Linked DNA regions of Homo sapiens: all the other regions are linked to region 1. Evidence: chromatin loops called from intact Hi-C (ENCODE). Cell type or tissue: endothelial cell of umbilical vein. All regions are shown on one strand. Links, peaks and the distances in the headings refer to the core of each region. The heading gives the core; the rest is flanking DNA. Region 1 has its middle 4.3 kb from the start of LACTBL1. Region 2 overlaps TCEA3 (transcription elongation factor A3). Region 3 has its middle 12 kb from the start of LINC01355. Region 4 overlaps KDM1A (lysine demethylase 1A). Region 5 has its middle 16 kb from the start of LUZP1. Region 6 has its middle 13 kb from the start of ASAP3. Region 7 overlaps LUZP1 (leucine zipper protein 1).

The links. Peaks named below come from ENCODE experiments on the same cell type or tissue, not always from the same donor. Only the 100,000 strongest peaks of a DNase experiment are listed, where the experiment ranks them.
Region 2: a loop joins it to region 1, with 16 times the contacts of the local background. A loop is called at or near these places in 14 of 110 quality-filtered maps.
Region 3: a loop joins it to region 1, with 4 times the contacts of the local background. A loop is called at or near these places in 31 of 110 quality-filtered maps.
Region 4: it touches region 1 in a loop (4-fold over the local background); 36 of 110 quality-filtered maps call a loop at or near these places.
Region 5: it touches region 1 in a loop (22-fold over the local background); 81 of 110 quality-filtered maps call a loop at or near these places.
Region 6: a loop joins it to region 1, with 12 times the contacts of the local background. A loop is called at or near these places in 2 of 110 quality-filtered maps.
Region 7: a loop joins it to region 1, with 12 times the contacts of the local background. A loop is called at or near these places in 36 of 110 quality-filtered maps.

The regions. Positions count from the first base shown.
Region 1 is chr1:22,974,923-22,979,355 of GRCh38, forward strand. No RefSeq gene overlaps it. Among named protein-coding and RNA genes, the nearest start is that of LACTBL1, 4.3 kb to the left of the region's middle. In endothelial cell of umbilical vein, for the core only: a CTCF peak has its summit at 1,685 (motif pointing right); DNase peaks (open chromatin) are centred at 979 and 1,719; H3K27ac peaks cover 461 bases.
Region 2 is chr1:23,402,215-23,406,647 of GRCh38, forward strand. All of the region lies in intron 5 of TCEA3 (transcription elongation factor A3), which reads right to left. Among named protein-coding and RNA genes, the nearest start is that of TCEA3, 20 kb to the right of the region's middle. RefSeq lists an enhancer at 1,816-1,865. In endothelial cell of umbilical vein, for the core only: a CTCF peak has its summit at 1,919 (motif pointing left); DNase peaks (open chromatin) are centred at 937 and 1,877; H3K27ac peaks cover 1,388 bases.
Region 3 is chr1:23,271,304-23,275,736 of GRCh38, forward strand. No RefSeq gene overlaps it. Among named protein-coding and RNA genes, the nearest start is that of LINC01355, 12 kb to the right of the region's middle. In endothelial cell of umbilical vein, for the core only: no CTCF peak of the experiment used is centred there; a DNase peak (open chromatin) is centred at 2,358.
Region 4 is chr1:23,081,795-23,086,227 of GRCh38, forward strand. It overlaps KDM1A (lysine demethylase 1A), which reads left to right. Exons shown (of 21, transcript NM_001009999.3): 20 at 426-572; 21 at 1,385-1,895. The coding sequence ends at 1,570. It overlaps LUZP1 (leucine zipper protein 1), which reads right to left. Exons shown (of 4, transcript NM_001395462.2): 4 at 2,236-4,433. Among named protein-coding and RNA genes, the nearest start is that of MIR3115, 40 kb to the left of the region's middle. In endothelial cell of umbilical vein, for the core only: no CTCF peak of the experiment used is centred there; a DNase peak (open chromatin) is centred at 2,130.
Region 5 is chr1:23,182,933-23,187,365 of GRCh38, forward strand. No RefSeq gene overlaps it. Among named protein-coding and RNA genes, the nearest start is that of LUZP1, 16 kb to the left of the region's middle. In endothelial cell of umbilical vein, for the core only: a CTCF peak has its summit at 1,907 (motif pointing left); a DNase peak (open chromatin) is centred at 1,899; H3K4me3 peaks cover 255 bases.
Region 6 is chr1:23,495,405-23,499,837 of GRCh38, forward strand. No RefSeq gene overlaps it. Among named protein-coding and RNA genes, the nearest start is that of ASAP3, 13 kb to the left of the region's middle. In endothelial cell of umbilical vein, for the core only: a CTCF peak has its summit at 1,828 (motif pointing right); a DNase peak (open chromatin) is centred at 1,867.
Region 7 is chr1:23,096,792-23,101,224 of GRCh38, forward strand. All of the region lies in intron 2 of LUZP1 (leucine zipper protein 1), which reads right to left. Among named protein-coding and RNA genes, the nearest start is that of MIR3115, 55 kb to the left of the region's middle. In endothelial cell of umbilical vein, for the core only: a CTCF peak has its summit at 2,103 (motif pointing right); DNase peaks (open chromatin) are centred at 2,120 and 3,620; H3K27ac peaks cover 2,466 bases.

The DNA of each region.
Region 1 (4,433 bases), core at 172-4,171:
GAATCACTTGAACCTGGGAAGCGGAGGTTGCAGCGAGCTGAGATCATGCCAGTGCTGTCCAGCCTGGGCAACAGAGCAAGACTGTCTCAAAAACAAGACAAAACAAAAAAAAAGCTGCACCCCAACCACCTTGGGCACATAATCTCAGGACCTCCTGAGGGCTGTGTCATGGGCCATGGTCACTCATATTTACCTAATATTTCTCTTCAAGTATTTTATAGAGTTTGACTCTTTTTGTCGACATAGGTGTGAGCCACCACTCCCAGCCATGACCTGGCTTTTATGTCAAACTTCTACCTGGCCCCTATGGCAGATATCAGATCTCTCTCTGTGAACATTCTAGAAGATTTTCTATTGATTTTAGTTGATACAAAAGATAAAACATATATTCCTTCTCAACATTAGATGAGGTTGCACATTGGGGTTACTTGGAGAGCTCTTAAAAACCACTGGTGTCTGGGTCCCACTGCAGAGATCCCCAGAGGCGCAGCTTGGATGCCGCAGCCTTTGAAGACTCCTTGGTGATTCGACTGTGTGGCCAAGGTTGAGAATCAGTGCCCCAGATCAGTGTGTGTCCCACTTACTTGTGGGTAGGAGCATCCTAGCGATTGTGTTACATGGTAGGTTCTGAGCCAGTGAGTCGGGGTGGTATCTGAGAGCCTACATTTCTAACAAGCTCCTAGGTGATGCTGAGGCTGGTGTAAAGACCACACTTTGAGGAGCGAGGCTCCTCTGCAACTCACGGATCACACCAGCCTCCACCTCATTATTTCAACGGAGCCTTGAATTGCTATCTCCTTCTACTAATGCTCAGGATTGGGGATGGATGGAGGCAAGCCTTCTAGATCTTCTTCTGTAGCCCCCATAGCCAAAAATCTGAGTGATTTTGTCCAAACTTCACATTGTATGGCTGGCAAAAGAGGCTCACAGAGGGGAAATGACTCACCAAGGTCACATAGCAAGTTTACTGACAACAATTGATCTGGGACCCAGGTCTTTTTCATTGCACTTGGCTGTTTGGTTAATCTTCTCTGTGGCTCAGAACTGGCAGCCCGCTTCTTGGACACAGACTGCCTGTTGACAATGTACCACATACGGTCTTTAGAGCCCCCTGTGCTATGTCCTCTGGTCTCCACAATCCCAGGAGGCAGCTTCTATTCTGTCTCCATTTTACATCCGAGGAAACTGATGCTCCGGAAAGGGAGGTCCCCAAGAAATGGCAGAACTGGGTTTGGACCCAGGAGTCCTGTCGTTCCCCAGACACTGACAAGACTCCTCGGTTGCTGTGAGGATTAAATGGAATGTGCTCATGAAGCAAGCAGCCCAGAGAGAGCCTGGCACCTACTAAGGGCTCCATGAAGTTCGGCTTCCTACAATGACTCGGGTTTTTTTGTTTGTTTGTTTGTTTGTTTGTTTTTGAGACAAGGTCTCACTAACACTACCTAACACTAATCAGTCTATGGGCAAAGACTGTGTCTTATTCAGGTCTATGTCCCCAGACCTAGCACTCCTGGGTTCTGCAGTCCTTGCCCCCAGGACACCACCCCCTCCCTGAGAACCACTCCCTTGCTCCTAGCCCAGTTCTGAAGGCAGCCATTTTTCACTGCAGAGACCAGCCCTGCCCCTCCCGAATTTAACTAGACGGGAACCCACAGCGTGTCATACAGCACAGTGGCCCCAGGATGGCAGTAGATGCCCATGTGTAAGATCTCTGGCCCAGCCTGAGCCTCCTTTAAAGGGTAATTTACTTGCATGTGTCTCTTCCTCCAGGCCCTTGTCCAGGGGCTTTCCATCCATGAACCAAGATATTCCCCACAATATCCCCATAGGGAGGAATTATTCACCATCATTTACACACGAAAGATCATGTTCATCCTTTGCCCTTCATGGCCGCTTCCTACTCTTTGGGGAAAAACCAAAAACCTTACATGCGTAGTTTAAACCTATCCAGTAGATGTCCCTATGGGTCAGGCTGCAAGAGTTCAAATTCCAGCTTCCCCACTTATTACCGGTGTGACTTTGGTTGGATTTCTTGGCTTCTCTTGGACCTCAATGTGCTCATCCATAAAATGGGGTAATGAAGTAGAACCCACCTCCTTGCAGGGAGGAGTGAGGATTGCATGAAATAATACACCTAAAATGTACAATCCAGTAGCTGGCACGCAGCAAGTGCTCAGCAAATGTTAGTCACTCTTATTACCATGAGTCTCATTGGCCTCTCCTCCTGGGAGAAACTAATTGTCCTCACCCTCTGCATCAGGACCTTTAAGAAAGAAGAATGTGGGCCGGGCATGATGGCTCATGCCTATAATCCCAGCACTTTGGGAGGCCAAGGCAGGCGGATCACTGGAGGTCAGGAGTTTGAGACCAGCCTGGCCAATATGGCGAAACCCCATCTCTACTAAAAATACAAAAATTAGCCAGGCGTGGTGGTGGGCACCTGTAGTCCCAGCTACTTGGGAGGCTAAGGCTGGAAAATCGCGAACCCAGAAGGCAGAGGTTGCAGTGAACCGAGATCACGTCATTGCCCTCCAGGCTGGGTGACAGCAAGACTCTGTTGAAAGAAAGAAAGAGAGAAAGAGAGAGAAAAAAAAAAAAAGGAAGGAAGGAAGGAAGGAAAGAAGGAAGGAAGCAAGGAAGGAAGGAAGGAAGGAAGAAGAATGTGGGCCAGGCACAGTGGCTCAAGCCTGTAATCCCAGCACTTTGGGAGCCAGAGGTGGGCAGATCTCTTGAGGTCAGGAGTTCGAGACCAGCCTGGCCAACATGGCAAAACCCCATCTCTACTAAAAATACAAAAATTAGCCTGGCATGGTGGCGGGTGCCTGTAGTCCCAGCTACTTGGGAGGCTGAGGCACAAGAATCCCTTGAACTCGAGAGGCAGAAGTTGCAGCAAGCCGAGATCACACCACTTCACTCCATCCTGGGTGACAGAGCAAGAGAAATAAAGAGAGAAAGAGGGAAGGAGAGAAAGAAAAGAAAGAAAGAAGGAAAGAAGGAAGGAAGGAAGGAAAGAAAAAGAGAAAGAAAGATGAAAGAAAGAAAGAAAGAAAGAAAGAAAGAAAGAAAGAAAGAAAGAAAGAAAGGAAGGAAGAAAGAAAAAGAAAGAGAAAGGAAGGAAGAAAGAGGTTGAAAAGATATCAAATCAAAGGCAAATTAAACTTTAAAAAGGGCCAGATGTGGTAGCTCATGCCTGTAATCCCAGCACTTTGGGAGGCCGAGGTGGGTGGGATCATGAGGTCAGGAGATGGAGACCATCCTGGCTAACACAGTGAAACCTCATCTCTACTAAAAATATAAAAAATTAGCCAGGTGTAGTGGCATGCGCCTGTAGTCCCAGCTACTCAGGAGGCTGAGGCAGGAGAATCTCTTGAACCCAGGAGGCAGAGGTTGCAGCGAGCCAAGATTGCGCCACTGCACTCCAGCCTGGGCAACAGAGACATACTCCATCTCAAAAAAAAAAAAAAAACTTTACAAAGGAAAATGTTCCTCCTAAAGGATATATGAAGATACTTAGCATTTTCAGCAGTCAGGCTTTGATTGATTCATTGATTCATCCATTCACTCACTTACCCACTGAGTCATGCAACAGACATTTACTGAACATCTGCCATTCCCTGGGTCTTACACTTGGGTGTGGGGCAAAGCAGATATAGTAACAGATATTCATTGTCAGTGCATTTTTATTGAGCACCTACTCAGCGCTAGGCACTGTTCTTGGTGCTTCAGATATATCAGTGAACAACACAAAGGTCCCTGACCTGGTAGAGCCCATCTTCTAGCAGGGGCAACAGGATAAATAAGTTAAATGCTGCATTACAAAGTGATACATGACCAGGCACAGTGGCTCACGCCTGTAATCTCAATACTTTGAGAGGCTGAAGCAGGTGGATCACTTGAGGCCATGAGCTCCAGACCAGCCTAGGCAACACAGGGGAGACTCTGTCTCTATACAACATTTTTTTAAAAAAACAAAATTGGCCGGGTGCAGTGGCTTACGCCTGTAATCCCAGCACTTTAGGAGGCCAAGGCAGGCAGATCGTGAGGTCAGGAGATCAAGACCATCCTGGCTAACACGGTGAAACCCCATCTCTACTAAAAAAAAAATACAAAAAAATTAGCTGGGCATGGTGGCGGGCGCCTGTAGTCCCAGCTACTCGGGAGGCTGAGGCAGGAGAATGGCGTGAACCCGGGAGGCAGAGCTTGCAGTGAGCCGAGATCACACCGCTGCACTCCAGCCTGGGTGACAGAGCGAGACTCTGTCTCAAAAAACAAAAACAAAAAAAACAAAACAAACAAAAAAAAGAAACAACAAAATTAGCCAGGCGTGGTGGCGCATGCCTGTAGTCCCAGCTACTCAAGGAAGCTAATGAGTGAGGATCACTTGAGCCTAGGAGGTCAAGGCTTCAGTGAACCATGAGCACGCCACTGCAATC
Region 2 (4,433 bases), core at 126-4,125, 430 kb after region 1:
CTGTAATCCCAGCTACTCAAAAGGCTGAGGCACAAGAATCGCTTGAACCCGGGAGGTGGAGGCTGTAGTGAGCTGAGATCATGCCATTGCACATCAGCCTGAGTGACCGAGTGAGACTGTGTTTCCAAAAAAACAAACAAAAACAAAACCAAAAGCTCACCACAGCCTCCCAGCCCCTGCACGTCCTGCCCCTACCCACTTTCTGATGTAATCTCATGCCATGCTCTCCGCATGGTTTACGGAAGGCCTCCACAGCACTGCTTCTTTCTGTTCCTTAAACATACCCATCCCTCCCACTGCCGGGCCTTTGCACAGGCTGGTCTTCCTTCCTGGAATGCTCTTCCTCCTCCAGGTCTCAGCTCGCATGAGGGAGGCCTTCCCTCACCACCTCAGCTGAGGCTGATGGTCCCCGCCCTGTAATTCTCTAGCACATCACCTGATTTCTCGCTTTTACAGCACTTATCCAAGTGTATGATTAGCTTGTTTATGTGTTTATAAACATCGTCTGCCTCCATCTCCAGATTACAGGCTCCAGAGTATTGGGACCCTGTCACGGGTTCACCACTGCATTCCAGCTCCTGTAACAGTGCTCTAGGTGGACACTTGATACATCATTGCTAAATGGATGGATAAATGAATAAATGAATGAATACATGATGAATTGAGGAACTGACCACAGAGAGATGAAAGGCACACCCAGAGGGTCCCCCAGGGCTGAAATGTGGAAAGAGGAAGGTCCTCTTTGGAAGGACAGTGGCCCCACTCTCTGGGCCTAAGAGAGGGATCTCTCTCTCTGGGAGTACGAGAGGGATCTCTCTCAAAGCCAGCCTCTGTCAACTCCCAGGACCCAGGCAACGCCATCTCCTGCAGCTGGGATGGTGTCTCGCTGACCTGTGCGTGCCATTGCACATTCTCAACAGCTATGACTCACCACAGGAAAACTGTCAGGGGAGCCTGCAGCATGCTGCTTTGAAGGAGCCCCAACGAATGACAGTAATAATGGTGGTCGTTTTTGAAACGACTGCACTGAGTTGGTTTACTTATTAAGAACCTAGTCTCTGGAGCCAAACTCCCAGGTTCACAGCCTGAGACCAACACTTTGTAGCTATGTGACCTTGGGTGAGTTCCTTAACCCCTAGGTGCCTCAGTTTTTTTCACACGTAAAATCGGAATAATAATAGTACCCATCTTATGGGGCAGATGAAAGCAACTAAGTGACAAAGTATTAGGCAGTTTACATAGATAACCAGGTTTCATATGAGTATTATTACAAAGTATTATGTATTTATTGAGCATTTACATGGTTTGGGAACAGTGCTGGGTATTTCATTACCTCATTTAATCCTCACAATGACCTTGAAAGGGGTTCATAATTGTCTCCATTTTACAGATCAGTAGACTGAAGCTCAGAGAGCTGAACTGAATTATCCATCCAAGTTACTGCCCCAAGTTATCCATCCAACTAGCAAAGGGTATAGTCAGACCACGAACCTGCCTGTCGCCCTTCCAAATTCTTTTCAACACATCAACTGTGTCTTTAAAAGAGAGGTTTCCAGAGTCCTCCTACCTGAGCAAGACTAGGCTGTTTGGAGCATTTCTTCCCACCTTCCTGGCAGGGCACACCCAGCCCTGGTCCCGCCTCCCCGGTTAGGAGCTGGCTGGCTGGCTGGAATTCGTGTCTGGGCAGCATTTCAGGCAGCCACACTCATTTTGCTTTCAATGCACACGCCTGGGAACTGAGCCAAACTGCAGAGAGGGCATCATCGGCCGGGGTGGGAGGTTGGATTTATCAACAGCTTCCTTCTGCTCCCCGGATGTGCCCGCACCGCACCAGTCCTTAGAAAATCCTCCTGCCCCAGGTCTGAGTAGAGGCATCTGGAGGCCGGGCCCGCTGCTTCTGTGCGCCACCTCGAGGGCATTTCAGTTACTGCATCAGCGAGCATGCTCTGCAAATGGCAAATCATTCTGATAGCCAGGTAAAAGGACAACTGAGAACAGTCAACTTTCTCCCCTGTCAACATGGTATCCTCCGTGGTCTGCTTCCTGGTACTCCAGCTACAGTTCCCAGAGCATCGTGCTCACTCCCACTTCCACACCTTTGGGTGTGCCATTTCTTTCTGCTTGAAATGACTCTCCTGACTCGCCTCCCAAACTCCTCCTATTGACTTTCCATTCTCAGCTCAAATACTTTCTCTTCCACGAAGCCTCCTTTGACTTTTATAGTCATATTGAGACATGCTTCCTATGTTCCCACGGTGTTTTATACCTACCCCTTTCTAAAAACATGCATTTTGGTGTCTGCCTCTGCACTCATGGTTAGCCCTAAGAAGGGAGAGGTGATGAGTTTCAACCTTTGCCTGGCCTTACAGGTCAAAAATGGGTGAGCTACAAATATGTTTTGTCTCCCTATTGTGTCTTAGAAAAATGTGAATATGTTGCTGATACTGAAAACTGGGAGTTTTGGCCAGGCGCGGTGGCTCACACCTGTAATCCCAGCACTTTGGGTGGTTGAGGCAGGAGGATTTCTTGAGCCCAGGAGTTCGAGACCAGCCTGGGCAACAAAGTGAGACTCTGTCTCTACAAAAAAAAAATTTTTTTTAAGTTAGCTGGGTGTGGTGGTGTGCACCTGTGGTCCTAGCTACACGGGAGGCTGGAGCAGGAGGATTGCTTGAGCCCAGGAGGTTGAGGCTGCAGTGAGCCCTGTTTATACCACTGCACTCCAGCCTGGGTGAGATCCTGTCTCAGAAAAGGTGGTGTCGGGGAGTTCCATATGAAAATCTAGGTGTCTGGCTTTTCTTTAAAAAATTGGAAGACATGGCACCCTGGACCTGCATTTCCCCAAAGCAACAATCAGCTGCAGTGGGGTAGTGGCTGCCCCCTTCAGACAGGCACATACTTTCTAGTTTGCCATGATCTCCACTAGTCACCCCGTGTATGCATGTGCTCTTGATCCCCAGAGAATGTTGAATTTGCAAGGAAGTGCTCAATAGATGTGCTTGCCAAATCAATGAATGGATGAAAGAACGGAAGAGAAAAATGAAATAGAGAAGTAAATCATGCAGGAAACAGTCTGGGTAGGAGACAAATTAATGAGATTTGCTGCCTGGCACGGTGGCTCACACCTGTAATACCAGCACTTTGGGGGGCCGAAGAGGGTGGATCACAAGGTCAAGAGATCGAGACCATCCTGGCCAACATGGTAAAACCCCGTCTCTACTAAAAATACAAAAAATTAGGTGGGCATGGTGGCACATGCCTGTAGTCCCAGCTACTTTGGAGGCTGAGGCAGGAGAATCACTTGAATCCGGGAGATGGAAGTTGCACTGAGCCGAGATCGTGCCACTGCACTCCAGCCTGGCAACAGAGCGAGACTTCATCTCAAAAAAAAAAAAAAATTAATGAGACTTCCTTGTGTCCCTTTTGGTTTCCTACCCTCAGTACTGAACCAGCAGGAAATGGCACAGCTTCTGGAAGGACAAACAGATTCTGTTTGACTGACCTTCAGAGAAAGAATGCATTAGGGGAGGGAGCCAGGAGATTTCAAGACCATGAAGACAAAGTCAGGAGAGGAGTCTGGAGGCTCAAATCCTTACATGAATGTCGAGTGTTTTGATTACAGCATCAAACCTAGAATGTCATTAGTGACCAGTGTTTCATCTGGGGATAGGATGACGCTTCATTATCCAGGAAAGTCCTTCACTCTCCGGGGCACTTGGCATCTCTGGTTCCTGCCACGAAATGTCAGGAGTATCCCCCTCCTTCTCACCTTACCCCTACTTTGGCCCAAGTCATAGTGACAACCATAAACGCCTCCACACATTTCTAAATGACCCCTGCTGAGATCCACTGGTCTAGAACCAGGATGACACTGGAACCACCATTTCTAGGCCTGACCCACATCAGACATTGCTAATTGACTACAGAACTTTTTCTACAGCCTCAGACTCCCTCTCCAATCAGCACTCCAGATAGCTTCCATGCATCAGCTGGAGCTGGCTGCCATGTTGGAGGTGTGCAATACAGCCTAGGCCCGTTGAATCTTCATAAAACCTTAAACAACCTAATTTTTGTGTCTCTAATTTTCTTTCCAATGGCAATCTTACTGATACATTAGGCTTAAAATAATTCTGCAGCTCTCACACCTACTCTCCCAGAGGCCAACACCCTTATCATCCCACCAAGGTGCCCCAAAACCCAATGTGGCCCATGGACCCTAATCGTTCTCCTTGATCTGCTGCTTGGCCACTTCCTGGCCTGGCCTGCTCTCCTTGGCCCTGTTTCTCCTGCTCTGACCTCTGACCACTCTCTTGGACCACACTTCACACCCACTCCTTTATCCACAATCTTTCCTTGGTGCCCTCATCCAGGTTCTTCAGATGTCAGTTACACACTAATGACTCTACAATTTTTGTTTTGTTTTGTTTTGTTGTGTT
Region 3 (4,433 bases), core at 205-4,204, 300 kb after region 1:
TCTGGGCAAGAAGAGCAAAATTCCGCCTCAATAATAATAATAATAACACCAGGGTAAATGGGGTATCCAATATCTCAAGCATTTGTCCTTTCTTTGTATTACAAACAATCCAATTATTATCTTTCAATTATTATTTTTTCTTTCTTTCTTGTTATATCCACCTGAATTTAAATCTTTCAGTTATTTTTAAATGTACAATAAATTATTGTTGGCTGTAGTCACCCTGTTGTGTTGTCAAATACTAGATCTTATTCATTCTAACTACATTTTTATACCCATTTACCATCCCCATTTATCATCCTCCCCATTACCCTTCCCAGCCTCTGGGAGTTCAATTAATTTTTTTTAGCTCCCAGAAATAAATAATAACATGTGAAGTTTGTTTTTCTGTGCCTGGCTTCTATCACTTAACATAATGACCTCCAGTTCCATCCCTGTTGTTGTAAATGACAGGATCTCATTCTTTTTATGGACAAATAGTACTTCATTGTGTGTATGTACCATACTTTATTTATCCATTCATCTGTTGATGGACACTTAGGTTGCTTCTAAATCTTGGCTACTGTGGATAGTGCTAACATGGAAGTATAGCTACCTCTTTGATATATTGATTTCCTTTCTTTTCTTTTCTTTTTCTTTTTCTTTTTTTTTTTTGAGACAGAGTCGCGCTGTGTCTCCAGGCTGGAGTGCAGTGGCTCGATCTCAGCTCACTGCAACCTCCGCCTCCCAGGTTCAACTGATTCTCCTGCCTCAGCCTCCCAAGTAGCTGGGACTACAGGCGTATGCCACCACGCCTGGCTAATTTTTTGTATTTTTAGTAGAGACGGGGTTTCACCGTGTTAGCCAGGATGGTCTCGCTCTCCGGACCTCGTGATCCGCCCCTCTCAGCCTCCCAAAGTGCTGGGATTACAGGCATGAGCCACTGCGCCCAGTCTTGATTTCCTTTCTTTTGGGCATATACCTAGCAGTGAGACTGCTGGATCATATGGTAGCTGTATTTTTAGTTTTTTGAAGAACCTCCAAACTGTTCTTCATAGTGGTCGTACTAATTTATATTTCCACCAAGAGTGCGTGAGGTTTCCCTTTCTCCACATCCTCACCAGCACAAGTTATTCCCTGTCTTTTGGATAAAAGCCATTTTAACTGGGGTGAGATGATATCTCCTAGTAGTTTTGATTTGCATTTCTCTGATGGTCAGTGATGTTGAGCACCTTTTCGTGTATCTGTTGGCCATTTGTACAACTTCTTTTCAGAAATGTCTACTCAGATCTTTTGTCCATTTTTAAATTGGATTATTAGATTTTTTTCCTATTGAGTTGTCTGAGCTTCTTAATATATTCTGGTTATTAATTCCTTGCTATTTTGGACATCTGATCTCCAGAACTATAGGATAATAAATTTGTGTTAAGTCACTGAGTTTGTGATAATTTATGACAGCAGCAATAGGAAATTAATACACCCCTTGTGATAAAAAAAATCTTGAAAAATGATGTTTCTGATCACAAAATAAGGCTGGTCTTATTAGGTCTGACCTGATTATATACATAGGTGCAACAAGAACATTAATTTATCACACAGACCTTAAAAATTTGCTGGAAATGGGCCAGGCACGGTGGCTCACGCCTGTAATCCCAGCATTTTCGGAGGCTGAGGCAGGTGAATCACCTGACGTCAGAAGACCAACCTGGCCAACGTGGCAAAACCCTGTCTCTATATAAATACAAAAATTAGCCAGGCGTGGTGGCAGGTGCCTGTAATCCCAGCTACTTGGGAGGCTGAGGCAGGAGAATTTCTTGGACCTGGGAGGCGGAGGTTGCAGTGAGCCGAGATCGCACCACCACACTCCAGCATGGGCGACACAGTCAGACCCCATCTCAAAAAAAAAAAAAAAAAAAGATGGTGGCCAGACGCTGTGGCTCAAGCCTGTAATCCCAACACTTTGGAAGGCCGAGGCAGGTGTATCACGAGGTCAGGAGTTTGAGACCAGCCTGGCCAATATGGTGAAACCCCATCTCTACTAAAAATACAAAAATTAGCCGGGTGTGGTGGCTCATGCCTGTAATCTCAGCTACTCGGGAGGCTGAGGCAGGAGAAGAGCTTGAACCCAGGAGGCGGAGGTTGCAGCAAGTTGAGATCACACCACTGCACTCCGGCCTGGGCAACAGAGCAAGACTCTGTCTTAAAAAAAAAAAAAAATTGCTGGAAATTTTCAGAAGGAATCTCAGACTGGACTTTACGTTTTGCTGAATTCCTGTTTACTTGAGCAAATATCTAAGATTTGGGCGCCTGCCAAGAAGTGGCCTTCCTTACTCATCTGTAAGCTGTGCCCCAGGACCATTTTTCTGAGAGGGCTTTGAAAGTGCTGGCTCCATGAAAGCCAAATGTGTTTCCTCAGAAAGACTGGTCATACTTGATTAAATAAGCAACATTTTCAAATATGACAAGGCAAGGCCTTGGTTGCAAAGCCAATTTTTCCAATTATAGTCTGGTGAAAAGGACATTTATAACAAACCTATGCAAATAACTATACTGCCATTCAGCAAAGACCCAGTAAGAGTTTCTGGAAGAGGAGGAGGAGATGGGCCTATGAGAATGAGATATTTTTATTTTTACTTACATATTCATTTTTTAGACACAGAGTGTTGATTCTGTCATCCAGGCTGGAGTGCAGTGGCGTAATCATAGCTCACTATAACCTCGAACTGGGCTCAGGCAATCCTCCTGCCTCAGCCTCCCGAGTAGCTAGGACTACAGGCACATACCATTACATCCATCTAATTTTCAAAAAATTTTTGTAGAGACGAAGTTTTGCTATGTTGCCGGGTGGTCTCAAACTCCTGGACTCAAGCAACCCTCCTGCTTCAGCCTCCCAAAGTGCTGGGATTACAGGCTTGAGCCACCGCGCCCAGCCTGGAATGAAATATTTTAAAATGGTATCTTAGGCTGACATTTTGATTTTATGATTAGCCATCATTTCTCCCACTACCTTCATGCATTGCCCCGCCCTCAGCTCCAGGGCTGAAACAACTCAGCAGCTCAAGCAGCATTTTTCCTTCTTTTTTCTAATAAGGATACGCCTATCCTCATTCCTTACACTGAAATTCACTGCTGAGTGGCTGTGCTATTTTTCTTGTTATTTTAACACATTTCAGTATATAGGGTGTTTTTGTTATTGAAAATTGCCCAAAGTGATTTTCCTACTAGTTATTTCTACCTTCCAGTAACCTAAATTCTACCTTTTCAATTTGGACCCATTACCTCTTTGAAAACCCAACTTGGAGACTATATGGTTCATGTAAACTTGTTTTTGAGGCAAAGGGATGACCAGAAATCTAGGACAATTGGCATCAAAATAATTAACAATAGCAATGGATTACAAACCACAGAATAAAATACAAGTCCATGAGTCCATACTGACATAAGTGAATGGGGAGAAGGGAAAGCTCTTCCTTACAGTAGATTGACAGCTAATAAATACAAAAGGAATGATGTTAAAACCAGTAGGTGCAAGTTTAATGAGGAACATAGTCTCAAAGAATATCCTCACTAATTGGCCGGGTGTGGTGACTCACGCCTGGAATCCCAGCACTTTGGAAGGCCGAGTCGGACAGATCACTTGAGGCCAAGAGTTCGAGACCAGCCTGGGCAGCATAGCAAAACCCCATCTCTACTGAGGCGGCAGGATTGCTTGAACCTTCGAGGCAGAGGTTGCAGTGAGCTGAGATGGGGCCTCTGCACTCCAGCCTGGAGGACAGAGCCAGACTCCATCTCAAAACAAAGAAACAAACAAAAACACAAAGAAAGGCTGAAAGATGATTTCAGATTAAAGGAGACTAAGAGCAGTGTATGATCCTGACTTCGATGCAAGATTGGGAAAAAATTGCTATAAATGACATTACTGGGACAGTGGATGAAATTTGAAAATGGGCAATGAGCTGGATGTGGTGGCTCACACCTGTAATCCCAACACTTTCAGAGGCTAAGGTGGGCAGATCGCTTGAGGCCAGGAGATCAAAACCAGCCTGGGCAACAAAGTGAGATGGCATCTCTACATAAAATTAAAAATTTGCTGGGCGTGGAGGCGCGTGCCTGAGGTCCCAGCTACTTGGGGGGCTGAGGTGGGAGGATCGTTTGAGCCCAAGAGGTGGAGGCTGCAGTGATCTATGATCACCCCACTGCACTCCAGCCTGGGCAATAGAGCAAGACCAGGAAAGAAAATGGGCTATGGGAGGTTGTGCCATTGCACTCCAGCTTGGGCAACAAGAGTGAAACTGTCTCAAAAAAAAACAAAAAACAAAAAGGTGGGGGGGCTATGGATTAGATAATTCTATTGTATCAATGTTCGATTTTCTGATATTGACAACTGTAAGATAACGTCCTCACTTTTAAAAGACACACTTGAAATATTTATGGGTACAGGTACACAATGTTTC
Region 4 (4,433 bases), core at 1-4,000, 110 kb after region 1:
CCGGCTTTAGAGTCACACCAGATCCCTGACATTTTAGACAAAATGGCCAAACTCCAGTGAGTATCTCCGGGAAGTTTTCAGAGAACCTCTTGGTACTTTTTCGTGTTCTTTGAAATACTTTAACCCTTTAGGATTCCTTTGAAGGGAAGGATATTGTGAATTTATAAAAGAGAATAAAGGCCAAGCCCTGTGTAGATCTCTGGATTCATAGACAGGAAGGCAACATGGAGGGGCATCCTTCCTGTCTGAAGTCCTTTTGTCCATGTGTGTTTTAAAGCAGGCATTCATCACTTGATCACTGGCTCTCACATGTTGCCCCTCTTTCTCTTCACTTGCATCTCCACCCACCACTGCTTTTCCACCTTTCAAGGATTGATTTGTGCTTGGTGTCTCGTAATGACTTTTGCTCCTGGTTTTTCTTTTAGCCCAAAGAAACTGTGGTGTCTCGTTGGCGTGCTGATCCCTGGGCTCGGGGCTCTTATTCCTATGTTGCTGCAGGATCATCTGGAAATGACTATGATTTAATGGCTCAGCCAATCACTCCTGGCCCCTCGATTCCAGGTGCCCCACAGGTGAGAAGCTGGCAAACTATCTGGGCTTATTTGGGAAGAGGCCAGGATCTCATGATGTCCCTGATTTTTTTTTTTTTTTTCAGATTTTAGTCATTCCATCTTCGGACCCTTTCAGATAACCAAGAGCAGAGTTAAAAGGATGGGCAGCATTTCTGATTTCTCATAATTTGGTTTTGTAAATCTAGGCAGTCTACATTCAGAATGGAGGAGTCCAGAGTATAAGTCAAATAACATTTTTCCTTATTCAGGTTTTCTCCCTAAAAAACAAAACCATTTTTAATTGCACTTCCATTTTGTAATGGCTCATAGGATTGCTGTAAGGTCTCAATTACTAGGGGCTTCCAGGGCATTTCTGAGAAATAACCCTGGGTCCTTGTCTAGACCCTTATGCCAGACCCCACTCCAAAGAGCGGTAAGAATTCCTTAGTGTCATAGCCCAGACCTGCTGAGCTGCGAGGCTTAAGTGTCCCTGATCACCAAATGTCCTGTGCTTCAGGGTAGCGAGGCTCCCTCCCAGAAGGTAGTTATACATGAGGGAAGGACGCTTTACAACTGGGTATCTAAACTGATGAGAACACATGTTAAGCATCACTTTAGGACTGAGCCTAGGTAGAGTTTTATTGTCTCATTTCTACTTGTCAATTCTGGGAAAGTGCCTACTGATAAGGGAGACTCTTCGATAGAATGATGAATAGTAATTGGGGGGGTCAGCCTTTAAAAAGGTCAACAGCAATTTAAGTACTTAGCAATTTAAGTACAAGAATAAAGGTATATGTGCAGCCTGCCAATTTTCTCTTTTTCCCCTAAAATAGCCGATTCCACGACTCTTCTTTGCGGGAGAACATACGATCCGTAACTACCCAGCCACAGTGCATGGTGCTCTGCTGAGTGGGCTGCGAGAAGCGGGAAGAATTGCAGACCAGTTTTTGGGGGCCATGTATACGCTGCCTCGCCAGGCCACACCAGGTGTTCCTGCACAGCAGTCCCCAAGCATGTGAGACAGATGCATTCTAAGGGAAGAGGCCCATGTGCCTGTTTCTGCCATGTAAGGAAGGCTCTTCTAGCAATACTAGATCCCACTGAGAAAATCCACCCTGGCATCTGGGCTCCTGATCAGCTGATGGAGCTCCTGATTTGACAAAGGAGCTTGCCTCCTTTGAATGACCTAGAGCACAGGGAGGAACTTGTCCATTAGTTTGGAATTGTGTTCTTCGTAAAGACTGAGGCAAGCAAGTGCTGTGAAATAACATCATCTTAGTCCCTTGGTGTGTGGGGTTTTTGTTTTTTTTTTATATTTTGAGAATAAAACTTCATATAAAATTGGCCCTCTCTTTTGTTCCTTTGAGTTGGAGTTACATACAAGATGGGGGCATTACTCCTTTGGAAATGCCAAGTTTATCCTATGGCAATAGTAATACATGTTTTCTCCATGTTTAAATAAGGAAGAAGATGTTCATATAAAAGAGAAAAATGGTTTGATCAGGTCAGAAGATAAGGTAGGGGGGCCGGTCCTGTAGAAGCAGTGGACTTCCTGGTCAGTCGGACTAGGCTTCCTCACTTGGGTGGGGGTGGAGTGTGGTGGTGTGCCAAGAACATGGTTATTAGGAAACTTTGGATGCACTTTCAAGATAGAACACAAAAGAGCTGAAACAAAGTCTGAGCCTTTGGGAGACCAGTCTGCCTTTATTCCTGATTCCCTCCATGGGTATGTGCTAAAACTTCCCAATTCTACTAAAGGTGGTGGTGTACATTTTGGGAAGCGCACTACATAGGATCAAGGGCTTAGGTAACAGCTGGTTTAACAGATTGCCACAAACTTAGTGGCTCTTAAAAAAACAGAAATCTATTCGAAAGTTCTGGAAGCTTAAAGTCTAAAATGGGTACACAGGGCTGCATTCATTACAGAGGCTCTCAGAGCAGGGAGGATCAGTTCATTTCCTTGCTCTTTTCAGCTTCTAGGTGTGGGAAGGCTCGTGGCTCCTTCCTCCATCCTCAGAGCACATAACTCCAGTTTCTGCTTCCATCATCACATTGCCTTCTCCTGTAGTCAAATCTTTTGTCTCTCTCTTAAAAGGATACTACCTGTGATTACATTTAAGGCCCACCTGGATCATCTAGGATGTTCTGCCTCATCCCAGCATCCTTATCTGCAAAGTCCCTTTTGCCATATAAGATGATAAAAACATGTTACATGCTGGTTCCTTCCCAGGGGCTCCTGACTGACTGACAGATAGATGATAAACACTGTTACTGCAAATCCAAGTAATGTCCCTTAAATGTGGTTTTATTCTTTCTTACTGTGAGTTAAGGGACATCATTATATATATTGGTGATCTGACTGGAAGATGAAAACGGAGAAGGCTTTTCCCCCCCTAGTCTTAGAATTCGTGGCAGTAATGGAAAGAATCTGCACACCAGGATCAGGGCAGTTAATGTTTCCAGTCCTTGCAGTATCAGTAATTGGTTAGGTAAAATACCCAATTTTAAGTATTACACAATGAAATAAATAAATATACTAGAGCTGCGCCAACGCATAGAAGACAGATGATACACAGGGATGACATTGACAAAACTGGCATCACAGACTCGCACAGAGTATACGGAAACGAGGGAGCTTTATTGGTTACATATTGTACTGCAGAGCCAACAGAGAGCATTCGCGCCAGAGGATACATGCAGACAGGCAGCTCCAATGATACACATGCACCCAAGGAGCCCTGAGCCACTGCTTTGCCCTGGTTTCCAGCGACAGGTTCTGGCCTCCTTGGTCCCATGCTTGGAGCTGCTGCACCTAGACTCTAAGGGGCAGGGGTGAGAGAGACCAGAGCACCTGCCTGAGCAAGTAGGTGTGGACCAACAGGCTGCCCCCAACAAAGGGGCCTATAATGCAATAACAGTTTATTTGAGGGCTACTTTCTTAGCCCTCTCAATCTTTAAAATACAAAAAAATAGACTTTATTCTCTTAAAAATACATTCCATTCAGTATATGTTCTGAGCTGGGAAGCAGCAGGAAAATAGGGCCCCTTTCCTATGATCCTATGGTTGTGAGGCTTTGAGGAGAACCCTGCTCCCCACTCGGGGTATTCAAAAAATAATCCCTAAAAGCAGCTCTTTCCAAAGCAATCTTGTCAGAGAAATAACAAAACCTCATAACAAGGTAGCCAGGGACCCAGCCTCTGGGTCCCCATTCCTTTATTGGGAAGTGGTAGCACTTGGCACTGACCCACTAAATATAAAGAACTAAAACTGCCCCAGGACGACAAGTCCAAGAACACTATAGTGCCCCCTGCATCCCGAACACTCCACTGACGGGGGTTATTTATGTGCAAGCTTGCCTACAGCTGAGGGTGGGGTGGCATCCTTGGCCCCACTGCAGATCCCTTTAACCCACACTGTGACTCTTTCTCATTGCCACCCAAAAGCAAAAAACAGCCACAGCTTCTTTATCCACCTGCAGCTTTCTCTGGTTTAGTATCAGAGTGGCAAAAAAAGCAGCAGCACGTGGAAGAGATCAGCTGCTGGTACTAAGCCAGCTTCACTTCCTCCAACCAAGCAGCTCTATTGCCAGGTCCCCCAACTCACTAGGAACCCTCCAACAACCATACACCTGCCAGTAAAATTTAAGAGCCAAGCTGCGGAAGAAAACTGTCATAAAAGTGGGTTTGTTGACCGGGGGCAGTGGGACTATTTGGCTTGATTAAACAACTATTCAACTACCAGGTCTCCCCTCTACTTGGAGGCTTCCTCCAGGACCCCTGATGATGAGGCCTGGGTCCAAACAGTCACACCTCAGTTGCTTTTCAGAAACATGCCTCCCAACTTTGGGATTTGAGAGCCAGCCTTGCCAGCCATTTGAAGCC
Region 5 (4,433 bases), core at 340-4,339, 210 kb after region 1:
AGGCACAAGAATTGCTTGAACCCAGGAGGCGGGTGTTGCAGTGAGCCAAGATCTCACCACTGCACTCCAGCCTGGGCGAAAGAGTGAGGCTCTGTCTGAAAAAAAAAAAAAGAAAGAAAGAAAGAAAAAAGAAAGCAAGCCAAAGTGACCTGGCCACAACCACACAGCCAAGAGGAGACAGAGCTGGGACCTGAACAAGATGTGTCTGGTGCCATTATGTGTTCCTAACCATTAGATCGCACACTGCCTCTGCCCTCCAACCTGACCCAGAATCTAGCTTCTTTCATTAGCCACCTGTCTCTTCCCAGGCCGTCTGATTATATCGAAGATCTCCCTGGACACACCTGCTGCTGGGACCAACCACTCTTCCTCTCTGGCCCCAGGGCAGCCCCTTACCCTGTGGGAGCTGTCTCCTGGGCAAGCCAGACAAATTTCACTCGAGTGCCCCTTCACCGATGAGAAGCTCTGAGTGGATGAAAAATCAGCTATCAGTGTAATCACCCCATTCCAGCCTGCAGCTCTTCTAGTTGGACTCTGCCTCCAGGCTCCCCCACCTCCATTCCTTGTTTTTGTTTTTGTTTTTTGAGATGAAGTCTCGCTCTATCACCCTGGCTGGAGTGCAGTGGCATGATCTTGGCTCACTGCAAGTTCTGCCTCCCTGATTCAAGCGATTGTCCTGCCTCAGCCTCCTGAGTAGCTGCAATTACAGGTGCATGCCACCACACCTAGGTAATTTTTATATTTTTAGTAGAGATGGGGTTTCGAAATGTTGGCCAGGCTGGTCTCAAACTCCTGACCCCAAGTGATCTGCCCGCCTCAGCCTCCCAAAGTGCTGGGATTACAGGCGTGAGCCACCACGCCCGGCCCATTTCTTCTTTTACACCCAGCTTGAGTGATTGGTTTCAACACTGGTCTAACTGTATCATTCCTTTGCTAAATAATCTTCAATAGCTCCCTGTTGCTCCCAGGATAAAGTTCAAAGTAGATAGCTTGGTCAAGTCCCCAAGGCCCAGCTTATTTCTCCAACCCTCTCTTTCTTCTCAGGCACTCTAGACTCTCAGCACCCCCGAACTCTAGACTCTCAGCACCCCTGAATCATTCACCATTTTCAGCCTCAGACCCTTTGCACATCTGTGTGTCATGAAATGAACAGAAGTATGGATGAGCTTTCACACATATCCTGGGCTGTGAAGCTGTTGGATTCCATCAGCCTTACCTTCTCTGGGTGGCAGCAAAGACTTCCTGCCTTCTTGCAGAAACTTCTCTGCTGGACTGGAGTTGACCATCAACTGTCTGGAAAAGGGACCTGTCAGGAAGAGGGCACCAGCAGTTCCAACTCTGTGTAGAGCCCCAGTAAATGAGGACCTTATCTTGTACCCAAATCTAAGTGTCAGAGGCTACCTCGTGAGCTAGGTGTCAGGGAGTTCCCCCTGCAGCAAAAGGAAGCTAGGTTTCCCACCCGGTCTGTGTGATGCCTGCATCCAGGCTCTTAGCCACTACTCCATACTACCTCCTTGACTGAGGCAGAATTCACCTCTGTATATGTATAATGTATATGTATATATGTATAATGTATACAGTACAATGCTGTCCTAGCCTTGACCTCCCAGGCTTAAGGCATTCTCCCACCTCAGCCTCCTGAATAGCTGGGACTACAGGCATGCACCACCACACCCAGCTAGTTTTTGTGTTTTTTGTAGAGACGGAGTTTCACCGTGTTGCCCAGGCTGGTCTCAAACTCCTGAGCTCAAGAGATCCACCTGCCTCGGCCTCCAAAGGTGCTGCAATTACAGGTACAAGCCACCGCGCCAGGCTGGCTTTGCTATTCCCCGCTCACCATTCCCCCTTGCAAAGGAAAATTGATCGGAAGAGGAAGGAGCCCACCCACCTTTGATTTCTGCACTTTTTCCTGGTGCCTCTGCGCCACCTGGTGGCCATATCTAAAATAAATTAGGATTTCTGAAGAAAGCTTTAAGGAGGTGTAGGGTGGGTCCACTTAACAACAAAATTCTCAACAGCAAACTTTTCATCCCAGTCCACATTTCTCTATAAGGCCCCAGGTCTCACCAGTGCCTGAGGTTATGAGAAAGGCAGAAGTGAATTTTGTCCCACTGAAGAATCTTGGGTCTGTCACTGCCCCTTCTGGGATCAGTTTCCTCATCTGTTAATAAAAAAGGCAGGAGGCCGAGTGCGGTGGCTCACACCTGTAATCCCAGCACTTTGGGAGGCTGAGGCAAGTGGATCACCTGAGGTCAGGAGTTTGAGACCAGCCTGGCCAACATGGTGAAACCCCATCTCTACTAAAAATACAAAAATTAGCCGGGCGTGGTGGCAGCCACCTGTAGTCCCAGCTACCCGGCAGGCTGAGGCAGGAGAATCACTTGAATCTGGGAGGTGGAGGTTTGGTGAGCTGAGATCACACCACTGCACTTCACCCTGGGTGGCAGAGCGAGACTCCCTCTCAAAAAAAGAAAGAGGCAGGAGGGGACTGGGCGCTACCAGCTCTGACATTCTAGGATTCATGTCTAAAGTGACTCTGCCTCCTCCCTTAGCTCAGTGAGCAAAATGTAAGCTCCCGGAGGGCAGGGAAGTTGCTGGCTTGTTCAATCTCTATCCCAAGTGCATGGGCAGTGCTTTGTACATAGGAGATACTTTATTGGGTTTGGGGCTATATTAATAGAAGCACTGTGTGTACAGTGAGGGAGATGATAGTCCTTCTGTCCGTGTCTAGAGAACTGTGTTCCATTTTGGGATCAGAACTTTGACTGGAACATGGAAAAAGTATAACTTATCCATAGGATGATGAACAAGATGATGGCTGGGGGGACCTCAAAATCACATTTTATGGGGAAGAGTTGAAGGAGCCACTCTCTGACTGTGGTATATAAAATACTGAAGGGGTGCAATGTGTCCACTTCAAACATCTGAAGAGAGCACGTGGGCTTTGAGAACTAGGAACCAGGGGCTGCCACTTCTGGGAGACAGATTTTTCTTTCCCCAAAACCAAGGGAAGCTTTCAGTCAGAGCTCAATAAAGAACAAATATGCATTTGATCTCAGTCTGTCCCTAATGTGCTTTTAAGCTTGGCAAGTTCCCTCATGACTTTGAACCTCAGTTTTCTCACATATAAAATGGGCATAATATGGAACATGCAGGAACATGCAGGCCTCCCAAAGTGCTGGGATTACAGGCATGAGCCACCACGCCTGGCCAAGTTCTAAGTTTATCTTCAATTTGACTTTTTTTTTTTATGTTATGAGGGAATCATAGAAAGCATGTTTAAAGTGCCGAGTGGGCCAGGCACAGTGGCTCATGCCTGTAATCCCAGCACTTTGGGAGGCTGAGGTGGGCGGATCACGAGGTCAGGAGTTTGAGACCAGCCTGGCCAGTATGGTGAAACGCCCATCCCTACTAAAAATACAAAAATTAGCTGGGCATGGCGGCAGGTGCCTGTAATCCCAGTTACTCAGGAGGCTGAGGCAGGAGAATCGCTTGAACCCGGGAGGTGGAGGTTGCAGTGAGTTGAGATTGCGCCATTGCCCTCCACCCTGGCAACAAGAGTGGAACTCTGTCTCAAAAATAAATAATAAAAATAAATAAAGTGCCAAGTGCAAGGCCTGGCACCTGACTAGTTTTGGGTTAGTGTAGCTATGGTTAAAAAAATACAGAAAGGGTAGGGAGCGGTGGCTCATGCCTGTAATCCCAGCACTTTGGGAGGCCGAGGCGGTCGGATCACGAGGTCAAGAGATCAAGACCATCCTGGCCAACATGGTGAAACCCCGTCTCTACTAAAAATACAAAAAAAAAAAAATTATCTGGGTGTGGTGGCGCATGCCTGTGGTCCCAGCTATTCAGGAGGCTGAGGCAGAATAATCGCTTGAACCCAGGAGGCGGAGTTTGCAGTGAGCCGGGATCGTGCCACGGCACTGCAGCCTCGCGATAGAGCGAAACTCTGTCTTAAAAAAAAAATAGAGAAAGGTGATGAGCACCCTCTCAAACAACTGGTACAAGTGTTGCCAAGGAGGTGGTAGAGGCTGATGGCTAGCCATGCTGGCTCTCAGGTCATACTGCTAGATGTAATTCTGACTTTGCTATTTATTTATTTTTGTTTTATTTTTTGAGATAGGGTATTGCTCTGTCACCCAGGCTACAGTGCAGTGGCATGAACATGGCTCACTACAGCTTCAACCTCTCAGGTTCAAGGGATTCTCCCACCTCAGCCTCCTGAGTAGCTGGGACTACAGGTGCATGCCACCAAACCTGTCTAGTTTTTGTGTTTTTTTGTAGAGATGGGGTTTCACCATGTTGCCCAGGCTGGTATCAAACTCCTGAGCTCAAGGAATCCGCCCACCTAGGCCTCAGAAAGTACTGGGATTACAGGCTTGAACTATCATGCCCGCTGTCTTTGCTATTTAGTTGCAGCAATACCTTGA
Region 6 (4,433 bases), core at 178-4,177, 520 kb after region 1:
GTGCTGGCAGCCGGGCGCGGTGGCTCACGCCTATAATCCCAGCACTTTGGGAGGCAGAGGACAGCGGTTCACTTGAGGTCAGGAGTTCAAGACCAGCCTGGTGAAACCCCATCTCTACTTAAAAAAAAAAAAAAAATTAGCTGGGCTTGGTGGCGTGTGCCTATAGTCCTGGCTACTCGAGAGGCTGAGGCATGAGAATCGCTTGAACCCAGGAGGTGGAGGTTGCAGTGAGCCAAGATTGTGCCACTGCACTCCAGTCTGGGCAACAGAGCAAGACTCTGTCTCAAAAAAAAAGCTGGCAACATGAGAAGTGGTGGGTATGTCTGGGTCAAAGGAATGAATGAACTTCACACTGGTGAGCATTTTCCTGACAATAACAATCACGTCAGAAGTGACAGCAGATCAACTGTATTGCAAGTTCATGGTTATTTATCCACAAAAGCTTCCCTAGTACCTCCAAGGAACCTGGTGGCTGGTGGCCCTGCCAGGGTTACAGAGCTCAAGGGAAGGTGGTGGTCCTCAAAGGGCTCAGACCATGAGGAAGATTTGTGTAAGTAGAGAAATAATGAGGCCAGGCTCATACCTGTAATCCCAAAACTTTGGGAAGCTGAGGCAGGAGGATGGCTTGAGCCCAGGAGTTTGAGAGCAGCCTGGGCAACTTAGCGAGACCCCATCTCTTAAAAAAAATACAAAAATTAGCCAGGCATGGTGGTGTGCATCTATAGTCCCAGCTACTTGAGAGGCTGAGATAGGAGGATGACCTGGACCCGGGAAGTCGATGCTGCAGTGAGCTGTGATTGTGCCACTGCACTTCAGTCTGGGCAACAGAGGTAGACCCTATCTCAAAAAAAAGAAAAAGAAAAGAAAAAAAAAAGGGGCCAGGAGCAGTAGCTCACGCCTGTAATCCCAGCACTTTGGGAGGCTGAGGCGGACAGATCACAAGGTCAGGAGTTCGAGACCAGCCTGGCCAATATGGTGAAACCCTGTCTCTACTAAAAATACAAAACTTAGCTGGGCGTGTGGCGGGCACCTGTAGTCCCAGCTACTTGGGAGGCTGAGGCAGGAGAATCGCTTGAACCCGGGAGGCAGAGGTTGCAGTGAGCCCAGGTCGTGCCATTGCACTCCAGCCTGGGCGACAGAACGAGTCTCCATCTCAAAAAAAAGAAGAAGAAAAGAAAGAAATAACAGGATCAGGCTTGTCCCAGGGACCTGAAAGTACAGCCTAGTAGTGGTGGTGGGATAGGGGATTGCTGGCCTTAGGGCACGCATTGTCTGGGAAGAGGATTCCCTGTGGCTGGGACACTGCCTACAGGCTTCCCCAAGGGCCTGTTTCCTTAGAATACCAAATACACACACATGCAAATCGTGCTTTCTTTGCTGCTCCTGAAGCCAGGTGTCTTCTCACAGTTTATATTTGAGGGACCACTAGTCAAACTGTTTGTGGGCAAAAGACTGTGTCTTTGTTTCCCCAGAATCTGGCAGTGTACACACACAGAAAATCTTAAAGGTCAGAATGGAGCCCCCATAATGCCAGTTAGGAGGCTGGACCACATGGAAGTCACAAGCATGGCCCTTGGAGCTTAGATGGCCACGTTGCAGTCTGGTTGTATCACCAGGACCGGGACTAGGGTGAGGCAGGTGAAGTGCCTCTCTTGCTCACCCTTACTAGCTGTGTGACCTCACATAAGTAAATTCACCTCTTTGAGCCTCACTGGCAATAATAATGCCTATTCTATAAGGTTTTTGAAAAGATTGCATAGAATAAAACCTGGTCACTAAAGAGATCTCAATAAAAGGTAGCTTTTCCCAATTTCTGCATTTGGCAGAGTGGCCAGCAGAGGGCAGTGGTCCCCATGCTGGGAAAATAACCTGCCTGGGCAGAGGCCTAGCTAGCGCTGACGGGGCAAACAGTTCGAGTGGTCAGGGATCCCTTTAATTGAGGGACTACACGCTCCAGGAAGGGGTGTGTGGCCATAACTGGGTCAACACAACCACTAGCCAACAGATACACTGGGCATCCTGCTGGTCACCCTTTGCTGTGGTCACTTGTTTCAAGCGATTCTCTTGCCTCAGCCTCCTGAGTAGCTGGGACTACAGGCACACGCCGCCACGCCTGGCTAATTTTTTGTATTTTAGTAGAGACGGGGTTTCACCGTGTTGCCCAGGCTGGTGGTGAACTCCTGAGCTCAGGCAATCCTCCCGCCTCAGCCTCCCAAAGTGCTGGGATTGTAGGCGTGAGCCACCACACTTGGCCCTGTTCTACATATTTTAACCATGGAGCCACCTGGCCTTTTCCCAAACAGCTCCTTCTGCCTGCTGTGCAGCCTTCTCCCCTTCTTTCCTTAGGCAAGCATCTCCTTCAGGCCCCATCCCCAACCCTCTCTGAGTCCATCTTTCCATAGATGGAGCCCATCCGAGCTCCCAGAGCATTCTATTCTTCCTTGATGGTGGCATTTATAACACTTTATTAAACGACATATTTATAAGACATGAAGTTTGGCTAGAGGTTAAGAGTAGGGTTTCCTGGGGCTGCATGGCCTGGGCTCTATCACATGTTGTGTGACTTTGTACACATTGCCCAACCTCTCTGAGTCTCAATTTCCTCATTTGTAAACATGGGGCTAATAACAATACCTACTTTATAGGGTTTTGCCAGAAACCATTTAGCCATAACTTTTAATGGCAAAAACCGCAATTACTTTTGCACCAACCTAATAAATGATTTTGTTGTTGTTGTTTGTTTGTTTGTGGTTTTTTTTTTTTGGTTGTTTGAGATGGGGTCTCACTCTGTTGCCCAGGCTGGAGTACAGTGGCATGCTTATGACTCACTGCACCCTAGACCTTCTGGGCTCAGGTGATCCTTCCAGCTCAGCCTCTCAAAGGGCTGGGACTACAGGCCACCACCATGCCTGGCTAATTTTTTGTATTTTTTGTAGAGATGGGGTTTCACTATGTTGTCCAGGCTGGTCTCAAACACATGGGCTTAAGTGATCCATCTGCCTCCCAAAGTGCTGGGATTACAGGTGTGAGCTACCACGCTTGGCCGGAAGCTAAATGATGTTATGCACACGAGGCCCTAATTTGTTGAATAAATGAATGAGCAAGTGAGTGAATCCACTGGGCTGTGAGCTCCTCAAGAATAAGGATTGTTTTCTTTCTTTTTTACATTTTGCAATGTCTGAATCCCAGTGTGGGCATTGCATGTTATCTGGTGCGGTGGTCCTCCTGACCAGTATTCTCAACATCACCTTGGAGCTTGTTAGAGATGCCCTTTTTTTTTTTTTTTTTTTTTTTTTTTTTTTTTCAGATGGAGTTTCACTCTTGTTGCCCAGGCTGGAGTGCAATGACACAATCTCAGCTCACCGCAACCGCCGCCTCCCAGGTTCAAGCAATTCTCTGGCCTCAGCCTCTCAAGTAGCTGGGATTACAGGCATACGCCACCACACCCGGCTAATTTTGTATTTTTAGTAGAGACAGGGTTTCTCCATGTTGGTCAGACTGGTCTCGAACTCCCCACTTCAGGTGAGCTGCCTGCCTTGGCCTCCCAAAGTGCTGGGATTACAGGCATGAGCCACCACGCCCAGCCCAGAAATGTCCATTTTTAGGTCCCACCTGTGACCTACTGAATCAGAAATTCTAGGGATGGAGCCCAGCAAGCTGTACTCTAACAAGCCCTCTGATTCTGATGAGCGCTAAAGTTTGGGATCTACCCAGCCAGCACATAGAGGCTCAAAGGTGTTTGTCTAAATATATGTTCAAATCCATAAGCTTTATGTGGTTTGAATTAGAATTGGCTGTAAGCTCCATAAAATGAGGGGGCATGGTTTCCCTAGCACCAGGTAGAGGCAGGCGCATAGTAGATGCTCAAAAAAGGTTTGTGGGCCGGGCTCAGTGGCTCATGCCTGTAATCCCTCCTGCTTGGGAGGCAGAGGCAAGCAGATCACTTGAGGTCAGGAGTTTGAGACCAACCTGTCCAACATGGCAAAACCCCACCTCTACTAAAAATACAAAAATTAGCCGGGTGTGGTGGTGGGCGCCTGTAGTCCCAGCTACTCAGGAGGCTGAGGCACGAGAATTTCTTGAACCCTGGAGGTGGAGGTTGCAGTGAGCCAAGATCGTGCCACTGCACTCTAGCCTGAGCAACATAGCAAGACTCTGTCTCAAAAAAAAAAAAAAAAAAAAAAGGAAAAGTTTTGTGAAACAAATGAACAAATGAGTGAAGAGCCCTTTTGGTTCTTTTTATGGTTCTCAGTATCTTAGATTTTCCAAAGTTCAGTTTCATTACCTGTTCTCTCTTCCAGGATCTGTGGAAGGATCTACAAGCAAAGTAAACAGCTTAATATACAAAACAAAAAAGTATTGTCACACTGTTGAGCACTTTGAAACTCTCAGTTAGAACCCCCGAAAGGTCTGGTTTTCTATCCCTGCTGCAA
Region 7 (4,433 bases), core at 235-4,234, 120 kb after region 1:
ATGAGACCCCATCTCTACTAAAAATACAAAAATTAGCCAGGTGTGGTGGTGCACACCTATAATCCCAGCTACTTGGGAGGCTGGGGCACGATAATTGCCTGAACCCACGGGACGGAGGCTGCAGTGAGCTGAGATCGCGCCACTGCACTCCAGCCTGGTCGACAGAGCAAGACACCATCTCCAAAAAGAACAGAAATTATTTCCTCACAGTTCTGGAGCCTGGGAATATAAGATCAAGGCACCAGCAGGTTTAGTGTCTGCTGAAGGCCCAGTCTCTGCTTCCAAGATGACACCTAGAATGCTGTTTCCTCACAGGGAAGAAGGAATGGAACAAAAAGGGTTGAACTTGCTCCCTCAGGCCCTTTTTTAAAGGTGCTGATCCCTAATACTATCTCCTTAAAGGTCCTACCTCTTAATGCTGTTGCACTGGGGGTTACGTTTCAACACGAATTTTGGAGGAAGCAAAAACATCCCAAACACAAAAACAATCTATAATAACAACTGAACCACTTCTCAGCAGAAACTTTTAAGTAGGTGGCAAGTAGAATGGACTACAGGGGATAAGGTTGGGAGCAGGAAGACCAAATAGGAGGCTATTGCAGTAATCCAGGCAAAACATAGTTATGGCCTAGACCAGGATGGTGGCAGTACATGCGTTCCAAGAGCACGTGACCAAGACAGTTGAGAAATGGTCAGAATTCTGGCCGTATGAAGGCACGACCAAAAGATCTGCTCTTAGACTACATGTGAAGCATGAGGCAAAGAAAGGAATTAAGAAGCCGAGTGCAATGACTCATATCTATAATCCCAGCACTTTGAGAAGCTGAGGTGGAGTTCAACACCAGCCTGGGCACAACACAGTAAGATCCCGTCTCTATAAAAAAAGGTAAAATAAAATAAAATTAGAAGGTACAGTGGCATACACCTGTAGTCCCAGCTACTTGGTAGGCTGAGGCAAGAAGACAGCTTGAGCCCAGGAGTTTAAGGTTCCAGTGAGCTATGACTGTGCCACTGTACTCCAGCCAGGGTGACAGAGCAAGACCCTATCTCTAAATAAATAAGCAGATAGACAGATAGATAGATAGGAATTAAGGTAGACTCTAAGGTGGCTGGGCTGAATTTGTAGAGGGACAGCATTACCATCAATTCAAATGGAGATGACCGCAGATGGAGCAGTCTGAGAAGGAAGATGAGGAGTCTCATTTGGGACATGTGTATGAGATGTATATTAGATGTATAAGGGCCCACTTGAAATTCCTGGTAATGATTTAAAGTGAAACCAATCCACAAAGTTCTTTTTCTCCAGTCTTGTTCAGCTGGCTGAACAGACAAAAGAATAGAGAAACCAGAATTGGACTGAACCAGATCGAAGCACTGCAGAACAAAGCAAAAGAAGGACAGGAGAGCAGAGGATGTGTGTGAGGGACTTTAAATTCACTCAGTACAGAAGGAGGTGAAGAATAGTGAAAATATAATAGAAACTAATGAAGTGAAGGTCCCAAGGGGACTTGAAGGCTTGTTGGAGTAAGGGTACCAGGTACCAGAGGAAACTAAGCCTGAAATATAGAAGAAAGAAATCAGAGAGGGACTTCAAGGAATTGAAATCATGGAGGGACTGTAGTTATTGATAATGTCAAAAACGAAGGTATAATCATAGGAATCCTGTGGGGGAGTAGGGAGAAGTAGAGAACAAGATCATTAGAAGAGAGAAATAATTGAGAGGTAAAGGTGTTGCAAGGGTCACCAGCATGTAAGCGCCATAAATTAACAGGAATAATGCTGGAAAGAGTGACGTTAAGACAGAATCTGAAGTTGTTGAGAAGTTAGGGGCAGTGACTCAGGGCGTCGACAGACGGCAGCAACGATAGAGTATTAGGTGATGTCGTCCAATAAGATCACATTTAAAAATCAAGGACAAGAGTGAAGAAACAGTCTGAGACATAAGAGAAAAACAGCCACCACTGGAGAGGGAAGAAATGACTCCAACAATGATCCTATGAGAAAGCTCAGGGCAAAAGAAAAACAACTGAAATTGGGCCTGGAGGAGACGCCAAATGCCAATTCTCTCCAAGCCTGATTCTTCTAATGGCTGCACTATAAGCCTAGAACCACCAGATGGAGCCCAAGCTCAGCTCCTCAAAAACACCAACGCTTGAAGGTGTTGAAAAAACCAAGCCTTCCGCTTCCATTCAGATTCTGCCCACCCCGAATACTGCTCCCTGTCCATCACTCTGCTTCTCTGGGTACATCTTTCTCTGTCCTCTCATCTTTGCCTCTTTTGGTCCCCCTTCTCCTTTCCCCAGCCTACCTGCTTCCTCATTCTCAAAAACGGAGAGGGAAAAAACCTCCTATAGTTTATGTTTTTAAAAAGAAAGCTTTTCCCTTTTAAAAACTCTTGCATTTGGCCTTCTGCCCAGTGGTACAATTAAAATCTTGTCAATGTATACACAGGGTTGGTTTGGGAGGACTTAATTAAGTTTAGACCACACACCAATTTTAAATGAGTGTATGATACAAAGGGTCTGTGTTGCCATCGTAGTCATTGGAAGACAAATGATATATGATTCATCTATAAAGTGCTTTAAAACAGCATATCCTCATAAATATGCTTAAACCATTAAATTGTGTATTTTAAAGAGATAAACTTCATGATAAATAAAGCATATCTCAATAAAGCTGTTAAAGAAAACCCAGCTTATCCTCAAACTGTAGCATTCTCTCAGCACATCTTATTTGTACTAGCTTATACTATAGTTTTCACAATCTCTTTTTCAAAAGAAGGAAACGTTAAACCTTAGTATAGCCCCATCTATAAATTATCATAATTCTGAATTCAGAGAGTCTGGGAATTATACCACCGTTTTATTTATTTGGCTTTTAGTGCCAATTTTATATGTTTTATCAAGACTCTGGATGATATGAATCAACTAGTACAGGCAATGAAAAAGCTAAACCCAGTAAATATGTAGCAAATACTTACTGGAAACATACAGAGAAAGCAGGTATTACACACCACTGCTTAAAACTCTCTAAAGGTCCTGGCTACTATTAGGATAAAGTCCAAATTCCCCATGATGGCACCCAAAGCCCTTCATGATGTGGCCCCGCCAGCCTCTTCATCTACATCCTCGCCCTCCCTCTTCCCTCTGGTCCCTCACTAGTTTGATTCCTTCTCATTTCTTCAGATCCCACTTTAGACAATACATCCTTCTGGAAAATTCTGGAGTGCCTTCTTCAAACCCCAGGCCAGATCTGGGCCTCTCTTTTTTGCTTTCACAGTCTGCTACATATTTCCCATCACAGAACCTATCACACTCTATTGCAGCTTTATTTACTCAATTCTTCTCTCCAACTTGTGTCACCACTATATTCTCAGTACCCAGCAGGGAGCCTAGCACACAGGGAATGCTGAAAATTCGATGAATTTGACTGATGAGTGAGCCTCCTAATTATCAAATAGCTTGTCGGCCCTTTGGCAATGACCATTAACAGAAAATAATAAGAATGTCCATGACCTAATCATGGATTACAAAGGAGAAAACAGATGGCAAGAGTGAACAGACAGCACAGAATCTCAGGCCCTGTGGTAATGCTCTGAATGATCTCATCCCTAGCCCTGTGCCACTTGCACAATGTCTCAACCACAATTCTCTCCCCCTGACCTGCTGGGAAGCCCTTTCTTGCAGGTCTATGCCACACAAACAGGACATAGACATCAAAAAACCACAACACTCACAGGATGTTCAGCTCTAGTTATCGGACCAAATGTTGGAGAAGTAGTAGAAAACATTTCTGGATCTTCCTCCACTCCTCAGAATGAGATTTCAGAGCCAGAAGGTAGCTAAAGATCATTTAGTCAACTGGTTTTCAAACTAGACTCAGCAAATCCCCTTGGGGTCATTTAGGGGAAAGACAACAGGGGAGATATTTTGAGCAGGCTGAACTCCAGGCTCCTTTCACTTACTCAACCAAAGCAACTGATTTTTAGCTTCTTACAATATTGGGCTTCTCCTATATGACTTTATTAAAGAATTCTACATAGCTTTTATTTAAAATAAAATCACTTACTTCATTCAAACCCCTTATTTTAGAAACAAGGAAACGGACTCAGAAGTAAATACTGTGCTTTTTCCAGCAGTTTAGCAAAAGTCAAGGACTTCAGTCTCCTGACTCTATGTTCAGGATTCTTCCCATTATGCAAAATCACCTCCTTATAAACTCTTAAGCATTTTTACAAAATGAGGAGTTCTAAGCACTACTCTATAAACAAACTAACAATGACAAAAGAGTATAAAGGAACAAATAAGTACAACCACAAATAGGGCAGTACTATACTACAGGCAATACTAAGTACCTTATATACATGATTTCTGCAGGTATCAGGAATCTCAGATCATTTACTTTACATGTTCCTACGTTACTCCACGGAGGTT